2 separate regions of the Homo sapiens genome follow, and region 1 is linked to region 2. Evidence: read pairs that join two places in POLR2A ChIA-PET (ENCODE). Cell type or tissue: PC-9. All regions are shown on one strand. Region 1 overlaps PTGFRN (prostaglandin F2 receptor inhibitor). Region 2 overlaps LINC02868 (long intergenic non-protein coding RNA 2868).

What was found. Peaks named below come from ENCODE experiments on the same cell type or tissue, not always from the same donor. Only the 100,000 strongest peaks of a DNase experiment are listed, where the experiment ranks them.
Region 1: POLR2A ChIA-PET joins it to region 2 with 7 read pairs; 1 of 35 experiments calls an interaction of 5 or more read pairs at or near these places.

The regions. Positions count from the first base shown.
Region 1 is chr1:116,914,901-116,917,400 of GRCh38, forward strand. The region is part of intron 1 of PTGFRN (prostaglandin F2 receptor inhibitor); the gene reads left to right. Among named protein-coding and RNA genes, the nearest start is that of PTGFRN, 6.2 kb to the left of the region's middle. In PC-9, no CTCF peak of the experiment used is centred here; a DNase peak (open chromatin) is centred at 1,301; H3K27ac peaks cover 593 bases.
Region 2 is chr1:116,695,383-116,697,882 of GRCh38, forward strand. All of the region lies in intron 2 of LINC02868 (long intergenic non-protein coding RNA 2868), which reads left to right. Among named protein-coding and RNA genes, the nearest start is that of LINC02868, 2.5 kb to the left of the region's middle. In PC-9, no CTCF peak of the experiment used is centred here; DNase peaks (open chromatin) are centred at 950 and 1,459; H3K4me3 peaks cover 1,368 bases; H3K27ac peaks cover 2,500 bases.

The DNA of each region.
Region 1 (2,500 bases), 220 kb after region 2:
TAATAATAGCTACTATTTCTCGATTGCATATCAAGCGTCAGGCTCTGACGTACATTCTGGTATTTATTCCTCACAACAATACTTTGAGAAAGTCACTATTTTGTCTTTATTACAGATAAGGAAACTGATGCCCAGAAAAGTTAGTTAACTTGTCTAGAGACATACAGATTCTTCCTAGCAGACCTAGGATCTGATCTCAGGACTCCATTCTGTCTCTGCTAAGGAAAAGTTTACTAATGTTCGCTAAACCTTATGCTGCGTATTGCTTGAGATTAGCTTAGGTGAAGAAAGATGATAGTGGTTTGAAAGTGAAAGTGCATTTAAAAATAGGAGGATCCAGGGTTAGTGCAGCCCAGGTACACTTCCTGAAGGGAAGGGCAGTGCCAGCATGCACCTCAGAGGTGTGGCATCTCTGCAACCCTAGCAGGTGGCCATGCCGGCTCTGAGGACGGGCCGAAATGCAACTGCCTCTGGAAAGCACTGAAGGAGGAGGAAGGCCAGTGGGAGGAACCCTAGTGAATCCATCCAGCTTTAACAGTCTTTGAAGTGCTGTGGCCTTCAGAGATTCCTTGGCACTTATTTTAGCCTTGTTAACAGAATTCCTGTATCTGCCAAGCTGATTAATGCCTGCCCTGGCTATAATTATTCTTATTAGCCTGCTGAATAGGAACTCTAGTTGTCAGTGATCATTCCTTACAAGGCAGCAGGCTAGTCGGCATTTATGTGGCTGTTTTGTTTTAGCGATGAGCTGCTGAGCTGATTTTCCCCCCGTAGATTGAATGTACATTTTCATATTGGCACTGCGTCTGGCAGTTAAATAAGGTGTGTGCTTGTCTGTCGATGTGTGTCTGCGTCTCACTTTATCAAATGAAGTTGGAAGGATGCTGTCCAGGCAGTTCATAGCTGTTTTGTTTAATTGCATTGGTTTCTTAAAGGCAGGGTTGCAAGGGTCATTTGACTCTGCTTTGGGAAAATAACTTGAACTGGCAAAAATTCTTCATAATTTATCTTCTGGAAAAGGTGAAGTGCTGCAGTTGGCACAGTCAGTGGTTTTTTCGATCTTGGACTATTTCTCCCCACACCAACTGTAGTCTTTGGGAAGCAACAGAATTAGACCCAGAAGTTAACACTGTCGTGTCCCAGCAATATGCGTTTCCAGTAGGCTGGAGATCATGGCTCTGTGCATTCGCTTGTGTTCTTTGAAGGCTGATTTCTCCACAATACTCTGTATTGTGTCACTAAGCAGCATGATTCAAGTTTAAGTAAAATGTTCTGGGACCTTAATTGCATCCTGTTTCACACCTTTACAAGCAGCTGGAATGTGAAAATATTTACCTCACTTGGGATATTTCATAGGAGTGGAGAAGAACCCGTGGCTACTGTTGCTCTGTCTAGGATGAATTTGGCTTAGAATAGCGAAGAGTGGAATTGTGCCTAAGGGTTCCGGGCACATTTCAGAGTGGGTGCTACCTTGGAATCCTAATGAAATAGAGATAGTGGGCAGACAGATGAGTTACTTCTTGGAGCTTAAAAGTGACTCCAAGCCAAGAATATTCTGATAATGGCTCTTCCTTGCTCTTCTTTAGAGCTGGACTAGACAGAACTCCCCAGCTTATGGGCCTCAGTAAGGGACTCACATGGATTTCAGGTGGGTTGTCATGATACTGATACCCACAGGGCAGGAGCTGCCTCTAAATCCAAAGGCCTGCGTACCCAGAGAGCTGTACAGATACTGTCATTTCCTGTGTGTGCTATGATTTGACGAAGGATGGCAGTTCTCTCCTTCACTTGGTGAACTACAGCCCTTTAGCCCTAGCTTTGGAATGAGCTGTTTGAAGATGCAAGGTGAGAAGCTCAGTAACACGGCTAGCAGCTCATTTATTCAGCAAATATTGAGCAAGCGCCTACTATTACACGCCGGGCATTGTTCTGAGGATTGCTGTATGAGCAGAGCAGACTCAGATCTGCCCTCAAAGAGTTGGACAAAATGCACTAGATGTCAGAAAGTGGACGATTGAGATGAGGGTCAAGGGCAGGTTCTTGGAAATGCCTGCAGTGAGGAGACAGGAAATGAAAGGGAGAGTTCTAGGAGTAGTCAGGGAACGGAAGAAGTACTGGGAGAGCACGCTGTCGGAAGCCAAGCAGAGATGGGTGTGAGTGGACTTGTTAAAGAGGGATTGGTCACATGCTGCTACAGAACTGGAAGGATAAAGACAGAGAAGCCCTTGGATATGGGCACTGTGAAGTCTGCCCAGTGAAGGAGGAAGGGAAATCACAGAACTTGAGAAGTGGGTGGGGTGGGGAAGGAACTCTGAGTCAGAAACGATCGCCCACCTTTTCAAGTGGTGTGGAGCAGAAGACCACTGTGAGGGTAGTGGCTCAGGGCACGGCAGAACCAGATCAACTTAAACAGGATCCAGGCGTCTCTAAGCAGGCCCACAGGCCAGCTGGGAGACTCTGGTGGCAAAGGACAGGCTGAAGAGCAGTGAGCAGGCATGAC
Region 2 (2,500 bases):
CATTCCATCATTTGGACAAATCTAAATCTAAATTTAGCCCCAGCCTGCTATAGAATATCAGCATGAAAGAAACTTTGGAGGCTATTAGGTCAACTGCTTCATTTTGCAGATGAGAAAACAGAGGCCCAGAGAGGTGAAGTGGTTGGACCAAGAACATGCACCTCATGGCAGAGCTAGACTGACCCTGTTTCCTGACTTTCAGTCTGGGTCTCCATTCAATGTGCCTTCTGCCCTTGTCCCTTTTGAATTTTATAAAAGGTCCTTTACATTCAAGAGCCTCTTCTTTCTGTTCCCCTGCCCACCCTCTACCTTGTAGAACTTCTGATAAGACACCTAGGCCATGAGTGGCATTCTTGGGCTGTCTTGAGTGTGAAGACACCTTTGTGGCTAGCCTCCTTGAGCACATATGCGGGATCAACACATATTTATTGAATCAGACTAGGGCATAATTTTCCTTTTTTTTTGTGAGATGGAGTTTTGCTCCTTTTGCCCAGACTGGAGGGCGATGGCGCAATCTCGGCTCACCACAACCTCTGCCTCCCGGGTTCAAGCAATTCTACTGCCTCAGCCTCCCGAGTAGCTGGGATTACAGGTGCCTGCCACCACGCCCAGCTAATTTTGTATTCTTAGTAGAGATGGGTTTCTCCATGTTGGTCAGGCTGGTTTCAAACTTCCGACCTCAGGTGATCTGCCCACTTCAGCCTCCCAAAGTGCTGGGATTACAGGCATGAGCCACCATGCCTGGCCAATTTTCTTTTTTTTAATTCTCCAATAGTATATTAATAGAACTACTGTGAAAATGAAAGTGCGTATTTTTCATTTAAATAATCAGATTAAATCAACTTAGACTGTTATTTTTCCTGCAGGACTTACAGCTTATAATGGGCTAAAAAAGCACTGTGACTGTTGGCCGGGTGTGGTGGCTCATGCTTGTAATCCCAGCATTTTGGGAGGCTGAGCGGGGCGGATCACGAAGTCAGGAGATCGAAACCATCCTTGCTAACACGGTGAAACCCTGTCTCTACTAAAAAAAAAAAATACAAAAAATTAGCTGGGCGTGGTAGCAGGTGCCTGTAGTCCCAGCTACTCAGGAGGCTGAGGCAGGAGAATGGCATGAACCCGGGAGGCGGAGCTTGCAGTGAGCTGAGATCGCCCCACTGCACTCCAGCCTGGGTGACAGAGCGAGACTCTGTCTCAAAAAAAAAAAAAAAAAAGCAGTGTGACTGTGGCCATTTAACATGAACTTCAAAAAGTGTTCTCCGTACGATATTTTGGGAAAAGCTGCATGAAGGTGGATGCATGGAAAATCGAAGGCTTGCCTGATCCCCTTCCAGGGAATCCTGGTTCTCTGGGGCAGCCAGAGCTATGACTGGTCTCCAGGACAGGAATGTGCCTCCTCACTGGTGAAAGTGCCTCTCTGTGGCCTCAGGGCCTCTGTGAGGCAGGGCAGAGCTCCTGTCCCTGCATGAGCACACTTGGGGCTTCTGGAGTGGTTGAGACACTTATACTCCCTGCTTCCTGCTTCCTGGAGCAGAATTTAAGGAAGACTACTGGGCTTTTGCCTCAGGAGACCAGACGAAACAAAACCTGCTTTCAGAGGGGCATTCTTCTGACTTTTCCTTCAAGTGGAATTGTGACTGTAGGTTTGGGTTTGAACACCGAATTTCAATTTTGTACACACACACCAAGAGGCCTCAGGGCAAGGGGGTGTTTGAAATGAACACCAGCCCAAGTCCTCTACCTGCCGAGTGTTCGATTAAGCTGCTTAGGTCTGTTTCCACCATCCTGTCTTTCAAATATTTATGTGTCAGATTATAGGCAAGCTTCAAAGGCAAGGAAATGCAAATCTGTTCTATAAATCATGGAATAACACAGCTGCTGTCTTCCTCAGTGTGACAGCTTACGAATGCCAGCATTTCTGTCTGCAGAAGGGGTGGTGGAAGTGGGCTTCTCGAGCGCAGCCAGGCCTGTGTGCGTGCCAGTGTGTGTGTGTGTGTGTGTGTGTGTGTGTGTGTGTGTGTGTGTTGGGGGTAGGGAAGAGAGTAGGGCGTTCTAATAATATTTGCATTTTTGCAAAACAGCAGTTTTTTTGTTTTTTAAATTTCCCAGCAGTTAAGGAGTTAATTTAATTTGCTAATCTTAAAGAACTGTGGAGGGATAAAACCTCACTTGGGATCTGAGGCATCCAGAAAACAAGAGATGAAAATGGCTTTCAGTTTTGGGGAAATATACCTAGAACATAAAGTAAGGGGAGAGAAGTCAACAGCAATAACTTTGGGGATTCCAAAATGAATTTAATTTAGTGTAAATGAATAAAAAGGAAATTGTGCATTGCAAATACTTATGCAAATTAAGTTTTGCCCCCAGGGTCTTAACAATCTGCCAGTGAAGCCCCCAGTGTGCCAAAGATTAGACTTTTGTGGGCTCTTTTCGGCTGTTGCCATGAATACATCGATTTGGTACATTGGTGTTCAGTGACACATTAACATCCACCAAGACC